Linked DNA regions of Homo sapiens: regions 2, 3, 4, 5, 6 and 7 are each linked to region 1. The links are chromatin contacts, found by Hi-C or POLR2A ChIA-PET in ENCODE. All regions are on one chromosome and are shown on one strand. Each heading gives the region's core, a stretch centred on a gene start or an enhancer-like site at or near the end of the contact. The rest is flanking DNA. Distances are from core to core; before and after follow the strand shown. Region 1 holds the start of F2RL3 (F2R like thrombin or trypsin receptor 3). Region 2 overlaps EPS15L1 (epidermal growth factor receptor pathway substrate 15 like 1). Region 3 holds the start of SLC27A1 (solute carrier family 27 member 1). Region 4 holds the start of NIBAN3 (niban apoptosis regulator 3). Region 5 holds the start of FCHO1 (FCH and mu domain containing endocytic adaptor 1). Region 6 has its middle 62 kb from the start of AP1M1. Region 7 holds the start of KLF2 (KLF transcription factor 2).

Region 1 (4,190 bases), core at 1,632-4,131:
CTGTGCTTGGCATCGTGGCATCCCTTAGTTTGTGTCCGTCCGCATCACTCCCATCTCTGCCTCTGCCGCCACATGGCTTTCTTCTCTGTGTGTCTCTGTGTCCTCTCCTCTTCTCTTTTTTTTGGAGACAGAGTCGCTCTTTCGCCCAGGCTGGAGTGCAGTGGCACCATCTCAGCTGACCGCAACCTCCGCCTCCCAGGTTCAAGCGATTCTCCTGACTCAGCCTCCCCAGTAGCTGGGTGGGCACCTCCCCAGTACAGGTGCCCACCACCACGCCTGGCTAATTTTTGTATTTTTGGTAGAGATAGGATTTCACCATGTTAGCCAGGCTGGTCTTGAACTCCTGGCCTCAGATGATCTGCCCACCTCGGCCTTCCAAAGTGCTGGGATTGCAGGTGTGAGCCACCACACCCACTATCTCTCGTCTTCTTTTTTTAATTTTAGTTTGTTTATTTTTGAGACAAGGTCTTGCTCTGTTGCCCAGGCTGGAGTGCAGTGGTACAATCATAGCTCACTGCAACCACAACCTCCCAGGCTCAAGTGATCCTCCCGCCTGTGCCTCTTGAGTGGCTGGGACTATAGGCGCATGCCACAATGCCTGGTTCATTAAAAAATTTTTTTGTGTGTAGAGATGGGATCCCCCTATGTTGCCCAGGCTGGTCCCAAACTCCTGGCTTCAAGCAATCCTCCATCTTGGCCTCCCAGAGTGCTGAGATTATAGGCGTGAGCCACTGCACCTGGCCGTCACTTTTCGTCTTTTTAAAATTGAATTAAATTAATTAATTAATTAATTTAGAGACAGGCTCTCTGTCACGCAGGCTGGAGTCCAGTGGCGCAATCTCGGCTCACTGCAACCTCTGCCTCCCAGGTTCAAGCGATCCTTCTGCCTCAGTCTCCTGAGTAGCTGGGATTACAGGCGCCAGCCACCAAGCCCAGCTAATTTTTGTATTTTTGGTAGAGATGGGGTTTTACCATGTTGCTCAGGCTGGTGTTGAACTCCTGGGCTCAAGTGATCCATCCGCCTTGGCCTCTTAAAGTGCTGGGATTACAGGCGTGAGCCACCAGGCCTGGCCTCTCCTTATCTTATGAGGACACCACCCACACTGGATGTAAGGCCCACCCTTCTCCAAAGTGACCTCCGCTAGTGACAGTTGTAACAACCCTATTTCCAAATAAGGTCACATTCTGAGGTCCCAGGAAGGACGTGAAGTGGGGGAAGGGACCCTGTTCGACCCAGTACAGCCTTCCCCACTTTGTGTCACTGGAGCAAAGAGGAGTGGGTGCCCATGCCCCGGCTGCCCCCTTCCGCAGAGGCCTTGGAGGCCACGGTGTCCCCCGGCGACCGTTGGAAGAGCCCTGCCCGCACCTTGTCCCTGAACTCGGCCGACACGTAGTAGTAGATGAAGGGATCCACGCAGCTGTTGAGGGTGCTCAGCGCCAGGCTGGGCACGTAGGCACCATAGAGGTTGCCCCAGGCGCTGGGGCTCGGGTCCGAGTAATGCAGCAGCAGCAGCAGGTTGCTGGGCACGAAGAAGGCCACGGCGGAGGCCAGCACCACTGCGGTCAGCCTCAGCGCGTGGCCGTAGCGCCGGCCGCTGGCCGCCAGCGTGTGCAGGGTGGCCCCGTAGCACAGCAGCATGGCCAGCAGGGGCAGGAAACAGCCCAACAGCGCCAGGCAGGTGAAGGCCGGTTGCCAGTGGGAGGCCTGTGCGTCCAGGGGCAGCGCGTCATGGCAGAGCACGCGATCGGAGCGCGCCAGCCGGAAGGTCTGCCGCTGCAGTGTCAGGGGCAGTGCCAGGGCGGCCGCCATGAGCCAAGCAGCCATGCAGAGTCCAAGGGCCAGGCGCCGGCCACGCAGGGCGCGGGCCCGCAGCGGGTGCACCAGGGCCAGGTAGCGATCCAGGCTGACGGCGGCCAGCAGCAGCACTGAGCCATACATGTGACCATAGAGTGCGGCCGTGGCCAGGCGGCAGGCGGCCTCCCCGAAGGGCCAGCGCTGGCCACGCAGGTGGTAGGCGATCCGCGGGGGCAGCGCCAGGGCCAGCAGGAGGTCAGCAGCCGCGAGGTTCATCAGCAGCATGGTGGAGGGCAGCCGAGGTGCCTGCGTGGCCAGCACCCACAGCGCCAGCCCATTGGCCGGCAGCCCCACCACCAGGACCAGCCCATAGAGGGCGGGCACCAGCCTGGTGGGCACCCAGCCCAGAAGCAGTGCCCGTGAGCTGTCCGGGAGCTCCAGGGTGTCACTGTCATTGGCACAGACTTGGCCTGGGTAGCCGCGGGGGGCAGGCAGGATTGAGGGCGTGCTGTCTGGGAGAGAGAGGGGACCTCAGTCAGCCCCTGCCTCGGCAGGTGACGAGAAGCAGCAGGGAGGGAGGTGCTCAGAGCCTGGGGTCTGCCCTGGTGGGAAACAGCTGGACATGACACTCAAGGGAATAGCCCAGCCCTATGGGGTCAGAGACGGGATACAGAGTGGGCTGGGCTGAAGCCCGCAACTTCCCGGCCTCCCCCTCCCCAGCTCCGGGCCCCCAGCTCCATCTCTGATGTAACCCCATCTCTGCACCCCAAAGCCAGGACCACTCACCATCACCACCTCCGGTGCTCCCGCTCTCGTCGTAGACGCTGGGGGTCTGGGTGCCGCCAGACAGGCTGAACCCCAGCACCAGGGGCCACAGGAGCAGTCGCCCCCACATGACTGCACTCAGGCTGCTCTGGGCTGTGGCCTCAGGCTTCCTGCCTCGCCGGACCCTGAGCCCCAGCTTCTGGAGCCGAGGCGGACGAGCAGATCGCGCCGGTAGAGATAAACCAGGAAGGCTGCCCCTGCCCCCGCAGACCCACCAGGGCCGCTTGCCAGCCAGCCCGTGGGAGGACTGGAGTGTGGGTTATGGAGACCGGGCTGCCCCACGTGGCTATATCCAGTGTGGCGCCTCCCAGGGACCCAGGTGCCAGGCCAGCAAGATGCAGGGGGGGGGGTCCCAGCTGCAGCCAGCACCCCCGGTCCCTGACCAGCCCAGGAAGCATCTGCGGTTCAAGTGGCCACTTCCTGCCAGCCGCTCACATCTGCAGCCACTGTTCTCACGACAGCCCTGTCCTCACCCCAATCCCCACGCCCATCACGGGCTCTGGGCCTTTCCTGAAGTCACCCCCCGACTTCCTATCTCTGGTGAGCAGGATAAGAAGAGCCCTGCTAGGCCAGGCACGGTGGCTCACGGCTGTAATCCCAACATTTTGGGAGGCCAAGGCAGGCAAATCACCTGAGGTTGGGAGTTTGAGACCGGCCTGACCAACATGGAGAAACCCCATCTCTCATAAAAATACAAAAATTAGCTGGGCTTGGTGGCAGATGCCTGTGGTCCCAGCTACTCAGGAGGCTGAGGTGGGAGAATTGCTTGAACCCAGGAGGTGGAGGTTGCAGTGAGCCGAGATCTTGCCACTGCACTCCAGCCTGGGCAACAGAGCGAGACTCGGCAAAAAAAAAAAAAAAAACCAAGGATGGGCGCCTCCCAGAGGGTAATAGCGAGGGTCCCTTCAGACCCCCAGAGCAGCACGAGCCCAGCGTCAGGGACTCTGGCTGAACCTCGAGAGCCCCTCAGCATCCTCGGCTGACCCCATACTCACAAGGCACCCCTGTATGAGTGCCTCACTTCACTCTTGCCCAGGGGACACACGGGCATCTGTAGGGGAGACAGTGATGCTGGGGACAGCACCTGCCGAGGACCGGGGGGACTTCGGGGTGTGTGGCTCGCCTGCTCTGACCTCTGACCCTGAGTGAGGTGGCCAGGTTGAAGGGTCCCCAAGCCAGCCTCCAGGGGGCCTCCCTCCTCTAGCCCCAGCACATCCCCACTCCTGGGTACCATTGGATGGGGGCTCATCGGGCAGATGAAGAAACTGAAGCTCGGGGGGGTACCCCTTCCCTCTTCTGCACAAGGCCCCTCAGTGTTGTCCCTCCCTGCCTCAGAGAGGCCTCAACCCGTCGTGCCCTGGGGGAGTCTGGTATGGGTGGTTCTGGCCCCAGTGTGCTCAGCGCTGGGCTACAGGGGATGGGGGACAGGGCTTGGGGGGGTCTGGGAGCAGGAGGGCCTAGTTGGGAGCCATGAGGATTGGGGAAAATAAAATGAACTAGGGATGGGGGAGGGAGGGGTCCAATGTGGCCGTTTCCTGCCTGGGGGAGCCCTAATCTCATCACACACTTG
Region 2 (4,101 bases), core at 612-3,111, 520 kb after region 1:
ACCTGTTGTGTGGAATGAATAACAGTTGTGTGGGTGTGCATGTTGTGCAGGATGAACGAGAGATGTGTGGGATCACCTGTTGTGTAGGGTGAATGACAGTTGTGTGGGTGTCTGTGTTCTGCAGGATGAATGACAATTGTGTGGGCATCCTCTGTTGTGTAGGATGAATGGGAGTTGTGTGAGTGTCCATATTGTGCAGGATGAATGACAGTTGTGTAGCCATCTCCTGTTGTGTAGGATCAATGATGCTTGTGCATGTGTGTCCCCTGTTGTGTAGGATCAATGATGGTTGTATGTGTGCGTCCACTGTTGTGTAGGATCAGTGATGCTTGTGTGTGTGTGTCCCATTGTGTAGGATCAATGATGGTTGTGTATGTGTGTCCACAGTTGTGTAGGATGAGTGAGAGTTGTGTGATCGTTCTGTGTTGTATAGGATAATAGCGAAGGTGGGCAGCTTCCCTGACCACAAACCCTTGTTTTGTATTTTTTTGTTTTCTTTTTGTTTTTGTATGTATCTCTCATCTGCAGAACTGCATTTTCCAAGTACAGCACTGAACTGAACTGTATAAACAGAACCTAGCCAGGATCAAACACACACACACACACACACACTCTCTCTCTCTCTCACTCTCATGTTTATTACTAATATTTTTATTAATCGGATTGATTGAGACCATACCTCACCTGAACCTTTTATGCTCCTCCTAAGCAAAAAATTTAAACCAAGAGAGTTTCCTTTCCAAGGTTTTTATAGCATTCACCGTTTTTATGGTTTGCAATTGTATATTTCTATTCAATTTTTTGTTTGTTTGTTGTTTTTTGGGTTTTTTTTTTTTTTTTTTTGCTTTGCACCCAGCTCTTGAGGATGCTTTTAAGCGGAGGGCTTCCTGCAAAGCAAGATAGAAAAGTCAGAACCTTGAAAAACTTTGCTGACCAAGAACGCTAGTGCAGCAGAGCCAGCCCCATCACAGCCCCGATCCCGGGTGCTAGGGGCGTGCGCAGCCTCGAGAAGAAGCTTGAGAAATAGGAGAATTAAAGAAATTTCTATCAGGGTGGAGCCGGCCACCAAGTTTTTTTTTTTTTTTTTTTTTTTTTTTTTAACAGCACATACTGTGGTAAACCATTTGGTTCATATTGTTTTTGCTAAAGTCAGTCCTGTGTGTGGTTTCGGTACACCGCTTGGGTAACTGTTGAAACTGCTGTGGTTTGAAAATAAGTTCTATTTTGTGTTTTCTTCAGTCTTGTATCCCTTGCCCCCTGTTAATGAAGTCTCCCTGCGGTAGGCAGTCAGCACACCCAAGAGGGTCTTTAATTTCATTTGTCTTTATTCACTGCCGTCTGCTGTGGTCCCCGGTAGTTCCCGCTGCAAATATCTAGGATTGATGGCATCGAACCAGGTGCCAGGATGATGCCTGGCACCTGGTTTGATGCCATCATTCCCAGATGTTTCTATACCCACTTTTTTGGGTTTTGTTTTCATGATTTCCATCCCCTTTTCTGAAATGCGCGTCAGTAAAGCTCTCTCCTTACTCATGTTTTCTGGAGCCATAAAAAAGTATAAAACCCTGGCGTGGGTGCGCGTGGCAGCTTTTGCTTCAGGGCCTGGAGGCAGATTAAAGTTACTTTGTCACGTTTGAGATAAGCTATACCTCACAAAATCGGAAAAAACGATTAAGGAGTTAGCAGAAGTGGTTACATAAAAGCAGGAACTAGACCTAGAAGGTTTGAAAAATACAGCCGCTAAAAATAAATCGCTGAGCAAAAGTGGGAAGTTTGGGCTGAGGGCCGTGGCCCTACAGTGATGCCGGGGGCTTTCTTTGCTCAAAGCGTCTGGTCATTAGCAAGGTCGAGAGCTGGACCGGGCACTCGGCTGACCTCACACGTGTCAGGTCCAAAATCTCCTCTCTTACCAAAGCACAAACACTAACAACTGAGAAAAAAACCGTTGTTGTTGTTGATGTTCCTTCTGAAAACAAGAGGCCAGCAGTTGATGTGCCCTGGTTTCATATTACCATAGTCATGATTTCTAAATAACAACGGTTTCGGCAACAGAGCAAAACCAGGCACAGGCAGTTCTTGGTGTGAACGAAGCTTTTCATCTCTCTGAACATCTCTTTGCGCATCAGAAACCTCAGCTTGAAATGGTAGCAGGCAGAATTCTTAACCGCTCCTCCCAAAAACCAATTTCTTTTTTTTAAACCCCCCAAACCAAGGGAGGAAGATCTTCATTGAAAAGAAGAAGAAAAGCAGCTCAAAAATGACTGATTTATTTGAACCTTCTGTACCGTGGCAGTCGCTCTTGGGGGCCTGGCTGGGGCGTCCTCCCTTTACACCTCCCTCCACATTCTTGCAAATCTGCCTCAGGTGATCACTCCCTGCAGGAACGGCTTCGAGAAATCAAGCAGTGTCCACCCTGGACTTGCTGCCCGTCCCAGGGGGCTACACCGTGTCCTGGGACTTTGAGCTTCTCCCCTGGAAACACTTAACTGTTTCCTCTGCTAGAATCTTGCTATTTGATCCATATCACATAGGTATTCGAGGAAAAATCAAATACCCAAGCATGCACAGTAACATTGCTGTTTCCTGCAAACCAGGAAGGGCAGATGCCTTTATTCCCTTCTCGCTCCCCAGGGTGTTGCTCCAAAGGGCCCCAGGTCCCTGGAGACCCGTGGAATCTGTAACAGGTGGCACCTGGTTCACCAGGACCTCCTGAAGCCCACTGTGTGCCGAGCCCTGGGCTGGAGGGCACCAGGGACATGGGGCAGTATTGGCTGGCATTTGTGGTATGCTGGGCCCGCTTTTCACAGAGCTGACCCTCAGCCGTGCCAGAGGCCAGTGCCACGGGAAGCAGAGTGGTGAGGGACCCTGGGGGAGGGGGGGCTTTCCCGTGGAGGGAGAAGCTGGGCAGAAGCAGGCAGGGGCTCGAGGGACTGGCTGAGGTCACTGTCCCTATCCCCTGCAAACCCACAGGCTGGGGTGCAGGACACTGTCACACTGTCCCCCAGGGTGCCCCTGCCGGTGGCTTTGGTGGCTCCCTGCTCACACTTGCTCTATCTCAGCCTAAACAGCAGACATGGATTGTCCCGCAGTTCTAGAGGCTCAAAGTCCAAGATCAAGGCGCCAGTGGGGTTGGTTTCTTCTGAGACCTCTCCTTGGCCTGGTGCATCTTCACATTGCTGTTCTGTGTGTAGATCTGTGTCCTAAGTTCTTTCAGTGAAGACAGTCATTGATCCTTTGACTTCGTTTTAACTCAGTTACCCCTTTAAATATGCTATCTTCAAGTATGGTTATATTCTAAGGCACAGGGGTTAGGACTTGAACGTATGAACAATTGTTGGGGGGACACAGCCCTTTGTTTGGATTAAGAAACAGGCTGAGGGGGGTGGCCGCCATGCCCCACACCGTCTTCCAGGGCCACTCCCAGCCCCAGGGCTTGGCTGCAGAGCTGAACACAGGCATGATGGGGAAGGGGCTGCCATTTCTTCCCTGAGAAGGCCACTGCCTGTGATGGCATTCCAGTTGGGAGTGCCTTCCAGGCAGAGGGACAAGGCATAGCCAGGAAAGAAGCCCTGGGTTTGGGGGTTCCTGGGGAAGGAGGTGCCACCTGGACAAGACTGGGGTGTCATCCCCAAGCGGGAGAAGCCCTCAAGCAGTCTGGGCAGGGTGCTGGGGCCCACCTGTGTTGAGGCCACTTTGCTGGGTGGGTTTGGCTCACAGGGAAGGGAGCCGAGCTGGTGGGCGGCCGATAGGGAGATGAGGCTTCTAGGGACGGGAGGGTGGAGGTGAGGGGCCCTCGCCCACCCTCCATCCTGCTCAGGAGCCCTAGGGAGCCCCTTCTGCTCCAGTGGACAGCCTGGGGCTCACAGGAGGCTGGGCAGGCCTCACTTGACCCCCGCCCGCCAGAGCTGCCTGCCCGTCCCTTAGGAGAGGGAACGGGGCAACTCCGGGAGACCTGGCAGCGAGGCCTTGGCTTACCATTGGCTCATGCCTGGGACCAGGAGTGGCCCTGCATGGGAGGCCGTCTCAAGGTGGGGGTGTGAGGCAGTTCCTCAAGGCCAGCGGAACCAGCCCGGGGTCTGCGGGCTGGGCCAGATCACCCTG
Region 3 (3,789 bases), core at 390-2,889, 580 kb before region 1:
TCGGCCTCCCAAAGTGCTGGGATTACAGGCGTGAGCCACCGCTCCCGGCCAGTATGGCGTCAATTCTAAGGGCAACAAGGAGCTATGGGAGGGTGCTGAGCAGGAAAATTCAGCAAAGGTTCCCAGAGGGAGAGCCTGCCCTGGCTAAAAGGGGTCCAGTATGTTCTGGGCAGCTTGAGCTTGACACTGCAAGTCTTTCTGAAGACCAGGTGAACATATGGATGGGGGGAGTGGCAGGTGGGCAGGGAACAGATGGTAGGACCTTGAGTGCCCAGCTAGGGGCTGAGTCTTCCTTCTGCCAAGGATGGGCTGGCCATGGAAGGTGTCTGAGCAGAGGGCACAGTCAGATTTCCACATCAGAACAACCAAGGAGCCGGGGGCAGGGGGCCATGGCATGCAGAAGGGGTGAGTTTTAGAAAGTTCAGAACCAGTCAACTTACGGTGGGATCTTTCCCATCTCCACACCCTCTGTGCCCTCCTTACAATGGGTTCAGTCCCTCTTGCTACTCCATCTTACAAGGAGCTGTGAAGGTGTTGAGCCCTGCCCCGCTAGCCGGCGCTCACCTGCTCCCACGTGGTGCTGTTCCTGAGGTCTGCTCTGATAGAAGCCCCCAGCAATGCCTGTTTCATCCCAGAAGGACCCCCAACGGCTCGTTTGAGCAAGTCCCTCAGAGACACCGCAAAAACCCTCCAAGGATCCTTGCACAGGACACCAGAATCTGCCCCCCTAGCATGAATCCAGTGTCCCAGTCTCCAGAAGAGACCCCCCAAACAAGTCCTGGAATACACAGCAGCCTCCCGACACACTCCGAACAACTCCCAAACCCAAAGTCCCACACAGACCCCAAAATCTCAAACAGTGCCCCAGCTGTAAACGATCCCGAGGAAACTCACACCTTCAGAAACCCGGGAAGTCCTTTATAGAGCAGCTCGCTCATCCCTCAGAGAAAGCCCTAGATAGACCCAAAGTGTCTTGGCAACCCCCCAGAGACTATCTATTGGGTCGTCCCTGTGAGCCCCGGTGACCTACTGGAGAGCCCCCTGAAGTCTCTCACAGTTATCACGGCTCCAAAAAGACCCCCACACCGCCACGGATTTCCAGTCAGCCCCAGCTCCCTGGAATTTCCACCAGTTGCCCAAAGACCCCCAAATTGCCCCCCAAATCCCCTGAGATCATCTCCTAAGCAGCCTGCAACGCCCGAAGCACCTTAGAGGCTACTCATCTTCCTCGAGAAATCCTTAAAGTGTCCCCTGTAGCCCCCTCAGAGACCCCCAACTGGTCACCCTCTCAGGCCCCGCCCCCGCCCAGCCCTCGGCCCAGCCCCGCCCCCAACCTACAAAGCACCCTCAGCTCTCCGGACCCTCCAAGCCGTCCCCGCAACCCAGCCCTGCACCGTGCGCCCCCAGAGCCCTCAGCCCCGCCCCCAGCCCTGGACGGATCCCGGCAACACTCACAAGAGGTCTCGCCTCGCGGTCTTGCAGACGATGCGCAGGAAGCGCCAGCCGCCGCTGCCCACGTACACGCCGAGCGCCGCTGCCGCGCTCCAGGTCCACGGCAGCCCCAGCAGCCACAACAGCGCCAGCGAGACCACCGAGGCCGCGCCCGCACCCGGAGCCCGCATCCTGGGGAAGCAGAGAGAGCTGAGGCCGCGGGCCGCTCCAGCCCCGCCCCACGACCCGCTCCGCCCCACGACCGCCCCCGCCTCTACAGCGAGCCGCGCCCCCAGGCCTCGGCTCTGCGCCCCCCGCGAGTCCGGGAACGCGCTCCGAGTCAGACTCCGCCCCCAGGCCTGGGATTGGTCAACTCCTCAGGCCAGGCATCGCCCCTTTCCAGGCTTTTACACCCGCCCGCTAACTAGGAACCAGACCAGGGCCCCAGGCCTGGGATTGGCCAGGTCCTGGCCAGGCTCCGCCCCCGGACCCTGGGTCCGCTCTATTCCATATTTTTGAGCCCATCCTTCCCTGCCAATCTTACAACAGTCCCCGCCCCCAGAGCCAGCATGTCCACCTTGTCGGTCACTGTCAGGCCTCGCCACATGCCTTCATCTAGCCTCTATCCTCGATCCCCGAATTACCCTTCACGTCCTGTCCCCTTTCCTCCTGGTCCTGCCTCTACCCCGTGGCCTTTTCACCACTCACTGGGCCCCGCCCTTAGGTTATGCTTCTAGCCCAGCCCACAGGTACAAGCCCTCTCCCCGAGTCCCGCCCCTCTCAGCCAGGCCCCACCCCCTAGGTTAGACATATGCCTCCCCACCCCCCCGCAATAAGCACACGCCCCACCCTCCCGAAACTAGAGCCCTCCCCAATCCGTTCAAGCCCCACCCCAGTTCCGGGCCTAGCCCAAGTTCCCAGGCTCAGGTTCTATCCTGGCCACGGGCCCCGCCCTCAGGCTTTGGCTCGGTCGCCACCTCCTGGGTTTCACTCCGGCCCCCCTAGGACCTAGGCCCCGCCCCTCTTCCCTCCTGTCTACTTCGAAGCCCCTCAGCCCGCAGAGCCGAGGCCGGCCGTCTTCCAGAAGCCACGACCATAGAGAGGCAACCGGACCGGAGAGGCGACGGCCAAAGAGACATGGGTGCTAGAACGGCCCGCCAGGGTCGTCCGCTGTCTCCATGACAACCAAGCCTTGCCCCACCCCCTCTCCTTTTAGGAAACACACGTGTCCTGCAGCCTTGGGGCGTGGCTCGCAAGATATCAGGACCCGAGCCCTAGTTGGCGTGCAGGATCTCTACCCCGGGGGACCAAAAATATCCCAGTCCACACCCACGGCCCGCGCGGGCTGTATTCTTGCTCCAGCTTGTCCTAAATCCAAGCCCCAAAGCCTCTTTCGGTCTTAAAAACACGTTCCAGGGCCCGGGGGAGTGCTCAACTCACACCATTGGGGCCTCAGAAGTCTCTAACTGTAAACACCGCCGCGGTCTTAACACGTGTGATTCAAGGACACAGCTAATTCTTAATCCATGTCCCGAAGCCTTGTCGGTTAAGTCTCACCGTCACACCCCAGGATCCCAGGGAGGACAAAATCCACACGCCAGGTCCCCATCCTTCCTAGAAGCACCTACAGGCCCTTTACTTGCACCCCGGGGTCCTAGATGCTCCCCCAGGCGCTGCCAGCGCTGGCCTGGGGGCACGCACAACCCCATTCTCTGGCTGACCTGAAGCTGCAAGCCGTGCCTTCAGTCTCCCAGAAGCTCAGGCAGGAGGCAGGCAGGGACTAGGAGGCTGAGGCCGGGGACCTTTCTGTTTCTGCAGACTCCTGGACCCTTCTTGGGTGCGCTGTGCCTACTGTGCGGGCTTCTGCTTTGGGGTCCTTCCCTTCCAGCTCCCCCTCCTCTGCCCCACTGCCGACTCCACCACTGCTTGTTTTCTGCTCTCCTTGGCCGACCTTTCCAGCGTTCTCCTTAGGAGGCGGCCCGGGCCTGATTCCAATGCATTTGGAGGACAGGGCTGGGCAGGCACTCACCCCCTACGCTGCCATTGGTCCCTGCGGGCAGCAGGGTGGCTGGAATGAGGGATCACGAGGAAGATCCGGAGGACAGGCCCAGAGCCAGCCACTGGCCTGCTGCTTTCTGGGCCTGGAAGAGTCAGCAATGACCAGTAACTGCAGTTGCACTCTTACCTAGCCAGGTAGCACCGCTGTGATCACCCCATTTGACAGGTAAAGAAACTGAGGGCAGGCTGGGCGTGGTGACTCACGCCTGTAATCCCAGCATTTTGGGAGGCCGAGTTGGGTGGATCACTTGAGGCCAGAAGTTCGAAACCAGCCTGACCAACATGACGAAACCCCGTCTC
Region 4 (3,892 bases), core at 248-2,747, 640 kb before region 1:
TTGGGCACAGAAGCCCCACATAGCAGAGCCACCAGAGGGAAGGTGTTTAGACCATGAGCCTGTGAGGGTAAGGCCAATACCAACCCCACAATGTCCCCAGCGCCCAGCACAGTTGCTCACCCCACATATGAGGACAGAGGGACCCGAATGGCACTGAATCTGGCACTGGCCCCTCTTAGTCTCAAATTGGGAACTGAGCCTCCATCCCCAGGGTCCTACCGAGGGGCCTGCTGGTCCCTGCCCGCTCAGGAAGACATCCCTCAGGGCCTGGCTGGGTCTGGGACACCCTCCACTTGGCCCTATGCCTCCCACCTGAACCCCTGCCCTAAATCAGGTCACTAGATTTACCAAATAAAAATAGAAGACACAGTCTTCTGGGCACAGTGGCTCACACCTGTAATCCCAGCACTTTGGGAGGCTGAGGTGAGCAGATCACCTGAGATCAGGAGTTCGAGACCAACCTGGCCAAAATGGTGAAACCCCATCTCTACTAAAAATACAAAAATTAGTCAGGCATGGTGGCACATGCTTGTAATCCCAGCTACTCGGGAGGCTGAAGCAGGAGAATAGCTTGAATCCTGGAGGCGGAGGTTGCAGTGAGCCAAGATTGCGCCACTGCACTCTAGCCTGGGCAACAGAGGGAGACTCCATCTCAAAAAACAAAACAAAACAAAACAAACAAAAAAAAAACCATAAAGGGGTAATTGGTTTTCAGCATAAGTGTGCACTATGCAAAATCTGGGATACACTTATACTAAAAATAAGATGCAGGCTGGACACAGTGGCTCCCGCCTGTAATCCCAGCACTTTGGGAGGTTGATGTGGGAGGATCGCTTGAGCTCAGGAGTTCAAGACCAGCCTGGGCAACATAGTGAGACCCTGTCGCTACGAAAACAAATAAAAAATTAGCCAGGTGTGGTGGTGCACGCCTGTGGTCCCAGCTATTCGGGCTGAGGCGGGAGGATCGCTTGAGCCCACAAGTTCAAAAGCAAACTGGCCAACATAGGGACACCCTGTCTCTATTAAAAAAAAAAACAACCAATGAAATAATTAGTTGGGCATGGTGGTACATGCATGTGGTCCCAGCTACTTGGGAGGTTAAGGCGGGAGAATTGCTTGAGCCCAGGAGGCCAAGGTTGCAGTGAGCCACGATCATACCACGGCACTCCAGCTTGGGCAACAGACAAGATCCTGTCTCAACAATAAAAAAAGATTCACTGCGTGAAATTTACATTAAGAAGGCATCCTGTGTGTTTTGACAGCCCTAGGTCTGAACCGAACCCCATCTGCTGCATGGAGCATGTGGACCCAATGGCTGGAGCCCCCACCCACCTGGACTCCCACCCTGTCCCCTCCCCGGCTGCTCACCCCTTAGGTGCTGCCGCTGCTGCTTGTCCAGAGGGCTCGAAGGCCGCCCACCCATGCTGCTGTCGTCTCCCGGGGCTCCTCTTCCCTTCCCCACGACCACCGCCTGCGTTCCTCGGCTCAGGGGCACCTGGATGGCGGGTGAGAGGCTTGGTCACAGTGGGTTCAGAGGCCCCGCCCCTGCCCCACCCCACGCTGCACCTGCGTCCTCCCCACTCCCCTGGGGCCCGTGTTGCCCAGAGCCAGTGGTTTCTGTAGAGGCTGCGGGGACAGCCCCGGGGTTAGGTTGTGGGGTGTGGGAGAAAGAAAATCATAGCTCGTCTTGGAGGAGGGTGGCAGGGCAGACATCTGGCAGGACCGGCCAGCAGTCGTTGTGTATGGGGGCTGGAACAGGGGGATGGGCAGGGATGCGGCATCTAGTTCCTGGTGCCACACCCCCCCACCAGCACTGTGCCTACCCTGTGCCCGGTGAGGCTGGACCCCAGAGAGGATACAGCCCTGGCCCAGCTCCTAGGAGTCCCCAGGCTGGGGAGACAGAGCTGGACAGGCACTCCCAGACTGTCCCTGAGGTCAGTGCTGGGGCAGGGGGGCAGATGCCAAGGTCTTAGAGGATGGGTGGCCTGGCAGGGGTGAGCAGAGAGACTTGGGGGCACTGAAGCTTCATCCTTGATTCCTTCTTCAGGCCCCCAACACTGTCCCTCCCACCAGTCCATCACCTGGACTCCATTTCTTTTTCCTTTTTTTTTTTTTAGAGACAGGGTCTTGCTCTGTTGCTCAGGCTGGAGTGCAGTGGCACGATCATGGCTCACTGCAGCCTGGAACTCCTGTGCTCAAGTGACCCTCTCACTTCAGCCTCCAGAGTAGCTGGGCCCACAGGCACACGCCACCACCATGCCTGGCTAATTTTTGTATTTTTTGTAGACACGGGGGGTCTTCCTATGTTGCCCAGGCTGGTCTCAAACTTCTGGACTCAAGTGATCCGCCCACCTCGGCCTCCCAAAATGTTAGGATTACAGGCATGAGCCACCACACCTGGCATATTTCACGTTTTAAGTGTCTCTTAAAGGTGTCCTTTTTTTTTTCTTTGGGACAGACTCTCGCACTGTCGCCCAGACTGGAGTGCAATGGCACTATCTTGGCTCACTGCAACCTCCACCTCCCGGGTTCAAGTGATTCTCCAGCCTCAGCCTCCCGAGTAGCTGGGATTACAGGCGCCCGCCACCACACCTGGCTAATTTTTTGTATTTTCAGTAGAGACGGGGTTTCATTATGTTGGCCAGGCTTGTCTCAAACTCCTGACCTCGTGATCCACCCTCCTTGACCTCCTAAAGTGTTCTTTTTTTTTTAAACGGTGTCTCACTCTGTTGCCCAGGCTGGAGTGCAGTGGCATGATCTTGGCTCACTGCCACCTTCGCCTCCTGGGTTCAAGCGATTTCTGGCTAATTTTGTTTTGTTTTGTTTAGTAGAGATGGGGTTTCCCTGTGTTGGCCAGGCTGGCCTCAAACTCCTGACCTCAGGTGATCCTCTCGCCTCAGCCTCCCAAAGTGCTGGGATTACAGGTGTGAGCCACGTCACCCAGCGAAGGTGTCCCTTTTCTTGGGCCCAAACCCCATCTTTAGCACCCCAAAACTCTCCGTGCTGACCTCCCGAAGCTCTCCCATTGCCCTTTGGGAAAGCACCACTGAGGGCCCAGCCTCATCGCTCCAAGAGCCCTCTGGCTCCACTCAGCCCCCTGCAGCTCCCGAAGCCCCCATGTCCCTCTGACCCCCGCGGTCTTGTCCAGTGCCTAGAGAACTCTTGCTCCCGCCTCCTGCACGTGGTCGCCCAAGCTTCACCCCTCAGGTGAAAAGACCAGATACCAGCCCCTTGGAGAGCCGTCCCTGTGCCCCTGGACTGGTTGGGCGCGACCTTTATGTCCCAGCATTTGACCTGGTTTGGTTAGTTGGGCGTCTCCACCCCTTCACCTGTTTTGTGCCTGGCACAGAGCAGCCCTCGATGTTTGCTGAATGAATGCATGAATAAACGTGTGCATGAATGAATGAATGAATGAATGAATGAATGAAGGGAGGGACGGAGGGAGGGAGGGCATGCAGTCTACACTCCAAGCGGAAATGTGATCAAATGGAGCCATCACAGGTTTTCTGATGAGGGGAGTGTCAAGCACTGAGCTCTGGATCCAGCGTTGGCTGGGGAGTGGGGTGGGTCCCTGAAGACCTCTCAAGGACACTGAACACTTCCCAGCAGTCAGGGGCTCCAGGCTGGAGGAAGGAAAGTCCAGAGTGTGGCCCCTCAGATGGCAAGATCCCCAGGGAGCCCCTGAGGCAGGCGGGCAGGTCATCGATGAATAGAGAACACGTGTCCCTCAATGTCCATTGCTCCTATTGGCCTCAGTAGTAGAATCCCTGATCATAACGGAGCCCATGGCTGTCCAATGGAGACTCATCTTCCAGACTTCCTTGCTGCTATGTGGGGCTGTGCAACCCAGGCTGGCCATAAAGGAGTGAGCAGAAGTGTCTTCGGTGAATCC
Region 5 (3,989 bases), core at 422-2,921, 860 kb before region 1:
TAGAGCTGTGCTGACTGGCATGGGAACCACTAGCCCCATGTGGTGACTTAATTTTTTTTTTTTTTGGAGACAGGGTCTCGCTCTGTTGCCCAGGCTGGAGTGCAGTGGTGCGATCATAGCTCACTGCAGCCTCCACCTCCCAGGCTCAAGGGAGCCTTGAATAGTAGCCTCCCGAGTAGCTGAGACTACAGGCTCACGCCTGAATAATTTTTGTATTAAGTTTTTTTTATTTTTTTATTTTTTCTGGAGACAGGTTCTTGCTCTGTCACCCAGGCTGGAGTGTGCAGTGGCATGATCACAGCTCATGGCAGCCTCGACTTCCCAGGCTCAAGTGATCCTCCCATCTCAGCCACCCGAGTAGCTGGGACTACATGTCTAACTAATTAAAAATAAATTTTTTTTTTTTTTTTTGTAGAGACTAGGTCTCACTAGTGTGGCCCAGGCCAGTCTCGAACTCCTGAGCTCAAGCCATCCTCCTGCCTGGGACCCCCAAAGTGCTGGGATTACAGCCATGAGCCACAACCCCTGGCCTTAATTTTTGTATTAATTTTTGTATTAATGTTAAACCAAGTAAAATTAAATACAATTGGCTGGGCGCAGTGGCTCACGCCTGTAATCCCAGCACTTTGGGAGGCCGAGGTGGGTGGATCACTTGAGGTCAGGAGTTCGAGACCTGCCTGGCCAACATGGTGAAACCCCATCTCTACCAAAAAATATAAAAATCAGCAGGGCGTGGTGGCACACACCTGTAGTCCCAGCTACTTGGGAGGATGAGGCAGGAGAATCACTTGAACCTGGGAGGCGGAGGTTGTAGTGAGCCAAGATTGCCCCACTGCACTCCAACCTGGTTGAAAGAGTGAGATTCTGTCTTAAAAAAATAATAATTAAATACATACATACATACATACATACATACATACAATTATATGCCCAGCTCCTCAGCTGTGCCAGCCTCTCTTCCAAGGCTCAGTAGCTACATGGGGCTGATGGCTGCTGTATTGGATGGCCAACATTGTTCTAGAAGATCCCAGGAACCAAGGAGCCCAAGTTCCCCAGAAACCAAGAATCTCACTACTGTTTTCACAGTTTCAATTAGATTGCCTCACCCCACCTCTGGCAGACAGATACACATGGAGCACCAGTATGTGTGCGACCCTGTACCCAACTATTCACACGCATCTGCTCATCCAATCTTCATGCCATGCCCTCAGAGGCAACCCCAACTTTATGAAGGAAACCGAGGCACAGAGAGATCAATCATTGGTCCCGGCTGACTGTGATTTTGCCCCTGGTCTGTCTGCCAATGACCTCCTGTTTGAAACCATCACGCGTGGCTCTCTGGGTTTCCAAGCTCCCCTTGCCGCCCCCCTAACCCAAACCACCACTCACAGCTGGAATGGGGGACGGGGGGCAGGGCAACGGGTGGCCCCATGCAGGCTTTGGCCAGCCCAGGAAGTGACACCTGCTACTTCTCCTGAAACCCAGGCTCCGGGCAGGGGGGCCTCCCCTCTGTTCCTGAGGGGGGCCAAGGCGAGATGATGGGTATCTACTGGCCAGGGCTCAAACTCACCGGACAGGGTAGCGAGTGGGATGGGGCCCCTGTCTGACGGGGCAGGCGCCAGGAGACAGCCACGAGGCCACTTCCGTCAGCACCAAGTTGGAGGCTTGTGTGCATGGGTTGGGGGGGGGACAGGAAGCTCACCCCGCCCCGCCTACCATCCAACCGCCACCTTTCCTCCCCCGCCCGATCAGCACCCATGGGACCTCCCTGGAACCACACAGGCCATGGGTGAGTAAACAAGAGGCGCTTGAACCTGGAGCCCCCCGGCCTGAACCTGGAGCTGTTCTTACCGAACAAATATTAATCATGGCAATTGGGAAATAACTGAGCACCAACCCTGGCCCAGGCATTCAACATCTTGCCATCCTGAGGTAGGCCGATACCCACTTCACAGACTGGGCAAACTGAGGCTCAGAGAGGGAAATGCGCTCAGAAAGGGGAAGACATGGCCAGGCGCGGTGGCTCACGCCTGTAATCCCAGCACTTTGAGAGGCCAAGGTGGGTGGATCACGAGGTCAAGAGGTTGACACTATCCTGGCCAACACGGTGAAACCCCGTCTCTACTAAAAATACAAAAATTAGCTGGGCGTGGTGGCCCATGCCTGTAGTCCCAGCTACTCAGGAGGCTGAGGCAGGAGAATCACTTGAACCCGGGAGGTGGAGGTTGCAGTGAGCCAGAGGTTGCAGTGAGCCGAGATTGCGCCACTGCACTCCAGCCTGGCGACAGAGCGAGACTCCATCTCAAAAAAAAAAAAAAAAGAAAAGAAAGGGGAAGACATTTTTGCATTCATGAGCGCTTTCCTTCACTACAAAAGAAATTTAAAATTATATTTTAGGTGGTGGCTGATGCCTGGAATCCCAGCACTTTGGGAGGCCGAGGCAGGTGGATTGCTTGAGCCCAGGAGTGCGAGAACAGCCTGGGCAACATGGTAAAACCCCGTCTCTACTAAAAATACAAAAGTTAGCTGGGTGGGGTGGCATATGCCTGTAATCCCAGCTACTCGGGAGGCTGAGGCAGGAGAATCGCTTGAACCCAGGAGATGGAGGTTGCAGTGAGCGGAGATCGAGCCACTGCACTCCAGCCTGGGTGACAGAGAGAGACTCTGTCTCAAAAACAAAACAAAACAAAACTGTATTTTACAACTACATTGACATAAAGACAAATATATTAATATTATACACAAAAATGTTTCCTTCAACCCAAGAGTTCATTTTTTTCCCTTTGGATTTTAAAAGAAGTGAAAACATCAACCTAGGGACCCCTAAAAGCACTGTGAGCCTGAGACACTGGGCATTTTGGGTCTGATGGAGAAGTCAGCCCTGCTAGAACCCAAGTCTCCCAGCCTGTACAGTACCAGCACAAAGCCCAGAGATGGCCGGAGACTTGCCCAAGGTTACACAGCACATTGCCAGCTGACTCAGAGGTCCCCATCCTGCCTTCCCGGCACCAAGTCTTGCAAACCTGGGGCTGAGACATGTGAGCAGCCCCAGAACAGATAAAACAAAGCAGGAACCACATCAGCAACAAAGGCAAGACCCGAGCTCCCATCCTGGGAATCGAGTGGTGCCTGGCTGGGTGTCCGGAGCCGCTGACGTCTTGCCTGATGACCTTGGGCCACTCCTGACCTTCCACGATCTGGCTTCCAGGATCCTGGGAAACAGGATCTCACATTTCCCTCTCTCTTGGACCCCAGTGTATGTACAGTAGGGCCAGTAGCAAGGGTTTTCTCATCCTTCCCACGGACCAGTCACTTGGTTCAAGCAGGTACCATGCTGTTTCAATGACCCACTATGTCATGTCTCCCCTCTTGGCCTCGCCACCTGGGCTGCGATCACAGACAATCTGGCTTGATTCTCGTCACCACACCTCAAGGCAGTATCTTATCTCAACCAGCACCACGATGGGGAAACTGAGACACGTGCCCCAGGTCACACAGTGACTCGGGCCACCAAGTGGGAATCTGAGCCAGGGATTCTCAGAAATTTTCTGTCCTCCCCATGGGTCCCCTCCCTCTTCCTCACTTCATTTGGCAAACATCTATTGAATGCCTACTGTGTACCCAACTTTCCCAGGTGCTGGAGTCTCCTCAGGCAATGCCTTTGATAGACTCCCCCTTCCCCTCCCTCCTCCTGGTCAGCTGTGACCCGATTTAAAGAGCACTAATACTGTCATTAATATTATAATAATCATGTCTGTATTTACAGAGCTTCCTCCTCCCACAGACTCCTCCCATCTTCCCAGAGGAATTCAGCCCATTTCACAGAAGAACAAACAAAGGCACCAAGGGAAAAACACACACACAGGTAGAGGCAAATTCAAACCTGGGGGTGTCAGACTCCCAGCCCCATGCCCACCACTGGGAGGGCGCTCCAAGGGACAGGGAATGAGCTGGCCTGGCAACTCCCACCCCCTCCTGCCCAGGACCTC
Region 6 (3,643 bases), core at 478-2,977, 630 kb after region 1:
CCTCCACTTAAACTTCTCGGCTTGGCACCTGTCTCGGGGTAACATCCATGCACCCTGCTGTGGCTTTTGAGGGTCTGCATGGCTGGTCCCTGCCCCCACCCAGCCACACGGGCCTCTGCCAGGTCCCTCAAACACCAAGGCTGCCTCAGGACACCAGGCCTTAGCCGCGCCGTGCCTCTTGCCTGCAGTGCCCTTCCCGAATCCATCCATGCCCTCAAACCTCACCTAGTTATTATCTACTTAGCTTTCATTCTCAGTCCGAGACATCAAACTGCTTTCTTTCCTTTTCTTCTTTTAAAATATTTTATTCAAGGAAAACATACAGACATTAAAGTACCCAAATCCTAGGTACACAGTTCTGTAACTTCTCATAAAGGGACTATGCCCAGGTAACCAGCAGCCAGCTCAAGAAACAGGACACTCCGGCTGGGCTTGGTGGCTCATGCCTGTAATCCTAGCATTTTGGGAGGTCGAGGCAGGAGGATTGCTTGAGGCCAGGGGGAGTTCAAGTCCAGCCTGGGTACATAGCAAGATCCCATCTCTACCAAAAAAGAAAAGAGAGAGAAAAAGAAACAAGACATCCCCATCCCCACCACCTTCATCAAAGCTCCCTTGTGGGGCTCAATATTTGGAATTGACGAATGGTTACGTGAACGGGCCCATTGCCTATGACATAGGTGTCCAGCAAGCCGCTGAGCCCATGGGTTGCATTACTGGAGGTATAGACTCCAGAATGGGGAAGGTGATTTCCCTCTCCATTCTGGGCTGGTCAATGCTGTCAGGCAGGGGGCCCTGCCACTTCAAAATGGGGATAGATGGATAGTGGCAGGTTTGGGGAAGACCACCATGGTGTGTGTGTGTGTATGTGTATACACACTTCTAAGTGGTGTCCTGGGAGAAGGCCCTGGAGGCTTTAGGGCATTTAACCTAGAGAAGGACTGACTTAGGTCTCTGTCAGCAGTCCCAGGTGGCTGGATGGCAGAGCAGGGCAGGGTGGGGACTGAGCCACTCTGAAGGAGGCACCCACTTTCACTAAGCCACACACTAGGCTGCCCCGGCTGGCAGTGAGCATGTCGTCAGGAAAGAGATGCCAGTCCAGTGCCTCCCTGGCAGCAAACTGAGCCAAGTGGTTGTGTGGCATGAACTAGAAGACATCTTGACCCCCAGTCCCCACCAGATCTTAAAGAAAGGTGGGCAGGGATGAGGACTTCAGGGACACCTGAAGGGGCCCATTGCCTGTGACATAGCTGCCCAGCAAGCTGCTAGGCCCATGGGTTATATTATTAGAGGTATAGGCTCCAGAATGAGGGAGGTGATTTCCCTTTCCATTCTGGGATGGTCAGAATGGTCAGGCAGGAGCCTCTGCCACTGCTGAGACTTTTCTGTGGCCAGTGGGGAGACTGAGATCCAGAGAAGGACAGTGACCTGCCCAGAGTCATTGGGCCAAAACTGGCTTTCCAGGCACGGGCCAGGCCTCGAGCTCTGGTTTTGGGTGGAGTTCAGGCCAGGTTATATGTGGTGTGGCTGTTCCCTTTTGCCAGCTGCAGCTGCCTGGGGTGGGGGCCGGCCGGGCACGCTTCATCACCTGCCCTGGCAGGCAGTCGCAGGTGCTGGGCCGGCCACTTTACATAGCCACGCTTGGGTTCCTCTGCCCGCGCTGCCGTCCTGCCCCCTTGCCTCTCCCCAGGAAAGGCCGAGGCTCTGAGGTCAGGAGCCGGCTGCGGGCCCCAGTGAGTTCTTGAGTATTTTTATTTCACTTCTTCGTTTCACTTTTACTGGTCCTGGGAGAAATATGCATGTTATTCAGGACCAGAGCAGTCATCACTGGGCCCAAGATGGCACTGTTCTGTGCCAACAAGGGGTCGTGGAGCAGGCAGACCCGGGTTCAAATCCTAACCCCACTGCTTGTTGGCTGGCCACATCACCCCTGGAGCATCTCCTGAGAGGTGCACGGGGTGGAGATTCTGATAGGGCGTGGCCTCTGGGCTGCTGTGTGGCTTCAGGCAACTTCCTGCCCCTCTCTGGGCCTCAACCCCTCTTCTGTAAAATGGGAATAACTACAGCCCATTCTTATAATGTGGCTCAAATTCAGCAGTTATGCGGTGTCACGCTGGGTGCCTGTCCACTGAACTTTTTGGGTGGAGGAGCTGGACCCACCGTATGTTCTTGAACTTGAGAAGCTTGGGCTTGCGTATGGATCCCTGTTGTGTGTGTGTGTGTGTGTGTGTGTATGTGTGTGTGTGTGTGTGTGTGTGTGTTTAGACGGAGTCTTGCTCTTATTGCCCAGGCTGGAGTGCAGTGGTGCAATCTCAGCTCACTGCAACCTCTGCTGCCTAGGTTCAAGCGATTCTCCAGCCTCAGCCTCCGGAGTAGCTGGGATTACAGGCACCAGCCACCATGCCCGGCTAATCTTTGTAATTTTAGTAGAGATGGGGTTTCAACATCCTGGCAAGGCTAGTCTCGAATGCCTGACCTCATGATCCACCCGCCTCAGCCTCCCAAAGTGCTGGGATTACAGGTGTGAGCCACTGTGCCCGGCCAAGGCAGGTTTTAAGATGCAGATTCCTGGGCCCTGCTTTGCATTGGGAGAAAGTGGGTTGGCCCTCAGATGTCGGCCCAGAAACTTCAGAAAAGGCTCCAGGACCTGGAGGTGTGTTTTTCCCTGGGACAGGATCAAAGGAGGGATGTGGGGAGGGGGAAACTGAGGCACAGGGCGGTGAAGCCACTTGCCCAGCAAGTGAGAGTGTCTGCACCAGGACTGAATAGGGGCTAGCTCGATTCAGAGCCAGCACCCTCTGGCCTGCAGTGATGCCCGGACGGAGTCCACCCCTGTCACTCTGTCCCGCTCAGCTCCTGAGCTCCTCCCGGGCCCCGTGTTCCAGCAGCCTCAGGGCTGCCGCAGAACATGAAGCCTGAGGCTTCCCCGGGGAACAGCTTGGAGCCGAGTTGGGGTTTATATAGTGGCTCCCAAAATATCTGGCCGCTGATAGGCTGAGCCGGGTGCAGGCGCGGCTGACCCATGCCGCGCTTCCTGTCCTGCCAAGATGTTTCCTGCCGATAGCCGGGCCCAGCGGCCTTATCTGTGACCTCAGGGACACCCAGGGGACAGGGTGTCCTGGCCTGGGCAGGGGCTGTGGGGAACCAGGAGGGGGTCAGGGCACAGGTGGTGGGTTCTCCATACACACAAGTTTTGGAAGGAGCACTGGACTTGCAGTCTGGCTGCCCAAGAGTTGAAAATTGGCTCTGGGTCTAAACAGCTGTCCCCCAGGGAAGCTGAGCCCCTCTAGAAATCTCAGTCTCTTATCTATCAACGGGGGGTACTGGGGTCTCCATTTCATTTATTTTTTATTTTTATTTTTATTTCGAGATGGAGTTTTGCTCTTCTTGCCCAGGCTGGAGTGCAATGTTGCGATCTCGGCTCACCGCAACCTCTGCCTCCCGGGTTCAAGCGATTCTTCTGTCTCAGCCTCCCGAGTAGCTGGGATTACAGGCATGTGCCATCACACCTGGTTAATTTTGTATTTTTAGTAGAGACGGGGTTTCACGATGATGGCCAGGCTGGTCTCGAACTCCTGACCTCAGGTGATCCACCCACCTCGGCCTCCCAAACTGCTAGGATTATAGGCGTGAGCCACTGCACCCA
Region 7 (4,223 bases), core at 1,274-3,773, 560 kb after region 1:
TCTCACAAGGCATCACAAGCCTCGATCCTCTAGTGTAGACCCGGTGGGAGAGAAGATGCCACTTAAATTATTGCACCATTTTGAAAAACAAAACTCGTCAAGGAGGATCGTGGTCTTTTCCCACCGGGCCTTCAGTCACAGACGGGGGCTGGGGTGGTGGCGTCGTCGTCGTCGTCATCGAGGGAGACCCTCTGTAGCCACGCTGTGCCCGGCCCGGTTCTCTGGGTCCAATAAATACCAGTCACAGTTTGGGAGGGGGCCGCGCCCGGCGCGTGGGACCCGCCACGGCCGCGCGCAGGTGGGCGGGGGCGTCCCGGCTACATGTGCCGTTTCATGTGCAGCGCCAGGTGATCGGAGCGCGAGAAGGCACGATCGCACAGATGGCACTGGAATGGCCGGTGGCCCGTGTGCTTTCGGTAGTGGCGCGTGAGCTCGTCTGAGCGCGCAAACTTCCAGCCGCAGCCGTCCCAGTTGCAGTGGTAGGGCTTCTCACCTGCAGGGAGGGGGCGAGAGTAAGCGTCAGTTCCCCTCCCAGGACAGGGCACGTATGGCTACCCCGGCGAGCGCAACCTATCCCTAACCAGGGCCTTGACGCGCTCCCCGCGGTAGTGTTGCGCCCCTGAGGGATCCTTGCCCTACATCCCCAACTCCCCCCACAATCCGGATCCTCACCCCCAGGGGGTCGGAGGAGCGCAAGGTCCACTCCCCACTGTTGTCAGCCACGCTCCCCGACGGGTCCTAAGCATGCACCCTCTCTCCAGCATTCTAAGACACGGAATCTCTCAAGGTTTCCCAGCGAACACTCCCTCCCCAAGGTCCTGAGCCTTGTCCCCAGAGGAGTCCCAAGCCTGAGCGCCCTCCCCAACTTCCTGAGACGCAGCATCTCCCCGGGGTTCCTAAACGCGCACCTACTCCCCAACTACCTGAGCCTCAGCCCCGGGGATTCTGAGCCAAGTGCCCAGCGGCTCCTAAACCTGCTCCCCCTCCCCAACTTTCTGAGACTGTCTCCCTAGCCACGCCTCCAGGAGGTTTTCTAAGTGCTCTTCCCAACCTCCGGAGGCCCCCCTCGTCCTAAGCGTGCAAGCCCCCACCCCAACCTCTCGGATCACACTTCCTTAGGGAGTGTTCCTGTGTGCCCCCCCAACCAACCTCCCGAGCCACGCCTCCTGGGGAGTCCTAAGCGTGCACCACCTGCCAGATCCCCCTGAGCCACGCCCCAAGGGAGGTCCTAAATTCATTTTCTGGCGCGCGCTGGGAATCCGACCTCTCCTCCCGCGTCCCCCCGCCTGCGCTCCTGGCTCGTGCGTGCCGCCCACCTGTGTGCGTGCGCAGATGCGCCTTCAGATGCGAACTCTTGGTGTAGGTCTTGCCGCAGCCCGCGTAGCTGCAGGTGTGAGTGGCGGTGCGTTTGCGGGGCCAAGAGCGGCGGCCGCGCTTTGGCTTGGCCTCCAGCAGCTCCAGCGGGGACGCAGGCGGCGTGAGGAGACCGCGGGCGGCGGGGGGCGCCAGGCCCAGGGCTGCCGCGGCGGCGGCCGCGTCGTCGAAGAGACCGAAGGCTGGGGGCGCAGGCGGCGCGTAATGCAGGCCGGGCCCGGGCGCGCCGAAACCAGGGCCACCGAAAGGCGGCGGGAAGGAGGCGCGCGGACCGGGCGCGGGCAGGCGCGCGGGGCCGTCGGGGCTGAGCGGCGGTGTGTCGGGCGGCGGCGGGGGGCGGCCCCCGGGACCTCGCATGCACGAAGCCGCCGGGCCCGGGGCGCCCTCGCGCTTGAGGCCGCGCGGTCCACGGGTCAGCCCGGGGGCGCAGCCGTAGCCGCCGCCGCCGTCCGCTTCAGGGGGCTCGGCCTTGACCAGGCGGCCGGGCGGCGCCAGCAGAAAGCGGCCGTGCAGTGCGGGCCCCAGCGGCGCATCCAGCTCGGGTCGCAGCAGCTCAGACACCAGGCCACCCGCGGGGGCGCTGTAGGGCGGGGGCGCGCCGGGTTCGGGGTAATAGAACGCAGGCGGCGGGGGCGGCGGCGGCGGCTCCGGGGCGGCCTCGGCGCCCAGGCCATCCAGCCCCATGGACAGGATGAAGTCCAGCACGCTGTTGAGGTCGTCGTCGGTGCCGCCGGACTCGGGTTCGGCGCGCGGCCAGCGCTGCGGGCGACAGGGCAATGGGCGTGAGCGGGCGGCGGGGCTCGGGGGGCGCTGCTTGCCTTTTACCACCCTAAGTCCGCGATCCCCGTGGCCCGCATCCTCCTCTCCTGAGTCTGCAGTCCCCGCCTTCGCGTCCTGTCACCCCGCAGCCCACGTTCTACTACCCCGAGCCCGCCGCCCACGGTCCCGGCCGCCCCGCCGTCCCCGCCGCCCTCACCTCCTGCAGGCCGCGCTCGCGGCACGGGCTGGCGAAAGTGGAGAAGGACGGCAGGATGGGTTCACTCAGCGCCATGGCCGGGACCCGGGGAGAAAGGACGCGGACGGGGACACCGGTGAGTGGCTGCCCGAGGCCGGGCTGGTCGGGGCGCGGGCGGGCGGGGACGGCTCTGTGGGCCGCGGCCGGGCCCGCCCAAGCCTTATAGGCGCGGCGCGCGCGGGGGCCGGGCCAAAGCGGCGGCGGCGGAAACGCGTCCCGGATGGGGACGAGCTCCGGGCGCAGCCTAAATTTAGCCGCGGTATATAAGCCGGCGGGCGGCAGCGGCCGTGGCCACTGCGGCGGCCTGGGCCTTGCGCTGACAGCCCGGCCCCTCGCGCGCCGCCAGGGCCGCGCCTCCCCCTCTCCCGGGCCCCGCCCCCGCCCGTCTCCCCGGCGACGTTGTCAACACGCGCTCCACAACAGCGGCGTGACGCTCAGGGATCCCCCGGGCGCCCCGGGCTCCCGCCTGCGCGAGCATCCCGGGGACCTGGAGCGGGGGCGGTGTCGGGGCCTCTCAGAGACTCTCAGGGGAGCACCGGGCTTGGCGGTCTCCCCGGATCCCTTGACGGAAGGGGAGATTGGCTCCAGCCTCAGAGAGGGCTGCAGAACCCTGGATGGATGGGAAGTCTGGAGTCTCCAGGATTCATGGATGGGTGAGGCTGGGCCCCTCATCTGTTGTGGGACCACCCAGAGGGACCCACCGTGTGCACATCACCCTGTAAAAAAAAACACCTTGTGTAGACCTGGTGCAGTGGGTCACATCTGTAATCCCACCGCTTTGGGAGGCTGAGACAGGAGGATCACTCGAGGCCAGGAGTTCAAGACCAGCCTGGGCAACACAGTGGCCCCCATCTCTTAAAAAATAAAAAAAATTAGCTGGGTGTAGTGGGAGGCTGAGGTGGGAGGATCGCTTGAGCCCAGGAGGTCGAGGCTGCAGTGAGATACAATCACACCACTACACTCCAGCCTGGGTGACAGAGGAGACTGTCTCAAAAAAACAAACAAAACAAAACTTTTGTGTGGTAACATCAAGACACATTAAATCTTTGACATTTGAGACACCCACCCCCTCCTCCCCAACCTCAATAAGCCCGTCAAGTGCAGGGAAACTGAGGCAGAGGTGGCTGGGAGAAGTTGGAGTTGCGGCAGGCACAGGCAGGCTGGGTTCCTTTACTGACTTCCATAAATGAATTAAGTAACTCAGAGGACGGTGATGACAGTCATTCCCCCAATACAGCTCCAGCATCGGGGGCATCAGAGGACAATGCTGCCCAATGGGTCCCTTCAATGCTCCACCTCTGTCCCCCACACCATATCCCTGCTGGCCAGGGACTGTCACTCCTGTTACAACTGTCTGCCAGCCCTGGGTAGGCACTGGGGACACAGTAACCAAGAGATAGACAAGATCCCTGCCCTAGGGGACCTCCACTTTAGTGAAGGAGGGAAGGATAGAGGTTTATTCATTTGAGTTTTTTTGAGACAGGGTCTCCCTCTGTTGCCCAGTCTGGAGTGTAGTAGTGCAATCACAGCTCACTGCAGCCTCGAACTCCTGCGCTCAAGAGATCCTCCTGCCTTAGCCTCCCAAGTAGCTGGGATTACAAGGTGCACACCACCATGCCTGGCTAAATTTTTTTTTTTGTATTTTTTTGTAGAGACGGGGTCTCACTATGTTGCCCAGGCTGGTCTTGAAGTCCTGGGCTCAGGCGATCCACCCGCCTCGGCCTCCCAAAGTGCTGGGATTACAGGTGTGAGCCATTGCGCCTGGCCTTACTGATAGGGGTTTAAAAAGAAAAATGGAGCAGTAGAAGGGACTAGAAAGTGAGTGTGAGATGAG

Evidence for each region. Hi-C counts contacts between places; a loop is a spot of excess contacts on that map. ChIA-PET counts read pairs that join two places held with the same protein, here RNA polymerase II (POLR2A). Pooled maps may share reads with other maps.
Region 2: a loop to region 1 is called in a pooled map, with 3 times the contacts of the local background. The contact joins the enhancer-like site here to the promoter of F2RL3 in region 1. A Hi-C loop is called at or near these places in 8 of 37 single-sample maps with no recorded cell type and 5 of 50 pooled maps. POLR2A ChIA-PET finds 5 or more read pairs at or near these places in 1 of 52 experiments (activated B cell).
Region 3: a loop to region 1 is called in a pooled map, with 3 times the contacts of the local background. The contact joins the promoter of SLC27A1 here to the promoter of F2RL3 in region 1. A Hi-C loop is called at or near these places in 2 of 37 single-sample maps with no recorded cell type and 7 of 50 pooled maps.
Region 4: a map with no recorded cell type shows a loop between it and region 1 (4-fold over the local background). The contact joins the promoter of NIBAN3 here to the promoter of F2RL3 in region 1. A Hi-C loop is called at or near these places in 3 of 37 single-sample maps with no recorded cell type and 6 of 50 pooled maps. POLR2A ChIA-PET finds 5 or more read pairs at or near these places in 2 of 52 experiments (activated CD4-positive, alpha-beta T cell and activated T-cell).
Region 5: a map with no recorded cell type shows a loop between it and region 1 (5-fold over the local background). The contact joins the promoter of FCHO1 here to the promoter of F2RL3 in region 1. A Hi-C loop is called at or near these places in 5 of 37 single-sample maps with no recorded cell type and 5 of 50 pooled maps.
Region 6: a map with no recorded cell type shows a loop between it and region 1 (7-fold over the local background). The contact joins the enhancer-like site here to the promoter of F2RL3 in region 1. A Hi-C loop is called at or near these places in 3 of 37 single-sample maps with no recorded cell type and 2 of 50 pooled maps. POLR2A ChIA-PET finds 5 or more read pairs at or near these places in 1 of 52 experiments (T-cell).
Region 7: a loop to region 1 is called in a map with no recorded cell type, with 4 times the contacts of the local background. The contact joins the promoter of KLF2 here to the promoter of F2RL3 in region 1. A Hi-C loop is called at or near these places in 2 of 37 single-sample maps with no recorded cell type and 7 of 50 pooled maps.

The regions. Positions count from the first base shown.
Region 1 is chr19:16,887,690-16,891,879 of GRCh38, reverse strand. F2RL3 (F2R like thrombin or trypsin receptor 3) reads right to left here and starts at 2,881. Exons shown (of 2, transcript NM_003950.4): 1 at 2,582-2,881; 2 at 1-2,307. The coding sequence starts at 2,690. The coding sequence ends at 1,259. RefSeq lists an enhancer at 1,607-2,206.
Region 2 is chr19:16,364,496-16,368,596 of GRCh38, reverse strand. All of the region lies in intron 22 of EPS15L1 (epidermal growth factor receptor pathway substrate 15 like 1), which reads left to right. Among named protein-coding and RNA genes, the nearest start is that of KLF2, 42 kb to the right of the region's middle. RefSeq lists enhancers at 1,807-2,036, 2,187-2,256. Within about 2 kb of position 1,861, at least 14 of the 41 ENCODE cell types and tissues checked have a DNase peak (open chromatin) inside an H3K27ac peak, as active enhancers do.
Region 3 is chr19:17,468,374-17,472,162 of GRCh38, reverse strand. SLC27A1 (solute carrier family 27 member 1) reads right to left here and starts at 1,639. Exons shown (of 12, transcript NM_198580.3): 1 at 1,456-1,639. The coding sequence starts at 1,622. RefSeq lists enhancers at 522-1,023, 2,445-2,574 and a silencer at 1,565-1,694.
Region 4 is chr19:17,524,872-17,528,763 of GRCh38, reverse strand. NIBAN3 (niban apoptosis regulator 3) reads right to left here and starts at 1,497. Exons shown (of 15, transcript NM_001321827.2): 1 at 1,369-1,497. The coding sequence starts at 1,423. RefSeq lists a silencer at 1,536-1,645.
Region 5 is chr19:17,749,159-17,753,147 of GRCh38, reverse strand. It overlaps FCHO1 (FCH and mu domain containing endocytic adaptor 1), which reads right to left and starts at 1,671. Exons shown (of 29, transcript NM_015122.3): 1 at 1,571-1,671. FCHO1-AS1 (FCHO1 antisense RNA 1) reads left to right here and starts at 1,751. Exons shown (of 5, transcript XR_007067152.1): 1 at 1,751-1,932; 2 at 2,398-2,490; 3 at 3,785-3,865.
Region 6 is chr19:16,258,020-16,261,662 of GRCh38, reverse strand. No RefSeq gene overlaps it. Among named protein-coding and RNA genes, the nearest start is that of AP1M1, 62 kb to the right of the region's middle. RefSeq lists enhancers at 1,248-1,327, 1,758-1,977, 2,843-3,177. Within about 2 kb of position 1,727, at least 23 of the 41 ENCODE cell types and tissues checked have a DNase peak (open chromatin) inside an H3K27ac peak, as active enhancers do.
Region 7 is chr19:16,323,126-16,327,348 of GRCh38, reverse strand. KLF2 (KLF transcription factor 2) reads right to left here and starts at 2,523. Exons shown (of 3, transcript NM_016270.4): 1 at 2,351-2,523; 2 at 1,317-2,133; 3 at 1-493. The coding sequence starts at 2,425. The coding sequence ends at 318. It overlaps KLF2-DT (KLF2 divergent transcript), which reads left to right and starts at 2,679. Exons shown (of 2, transcript NR_186323.1): 1 at 2,679-3,042. RefSeq lists silencers at 1,296-1,385, 1,856-1,905, 1,936-2,185, 2,276-3,005, enhancers at 1,185-1,955, 1,956-2,728 and a promoter at 2,378-3,213.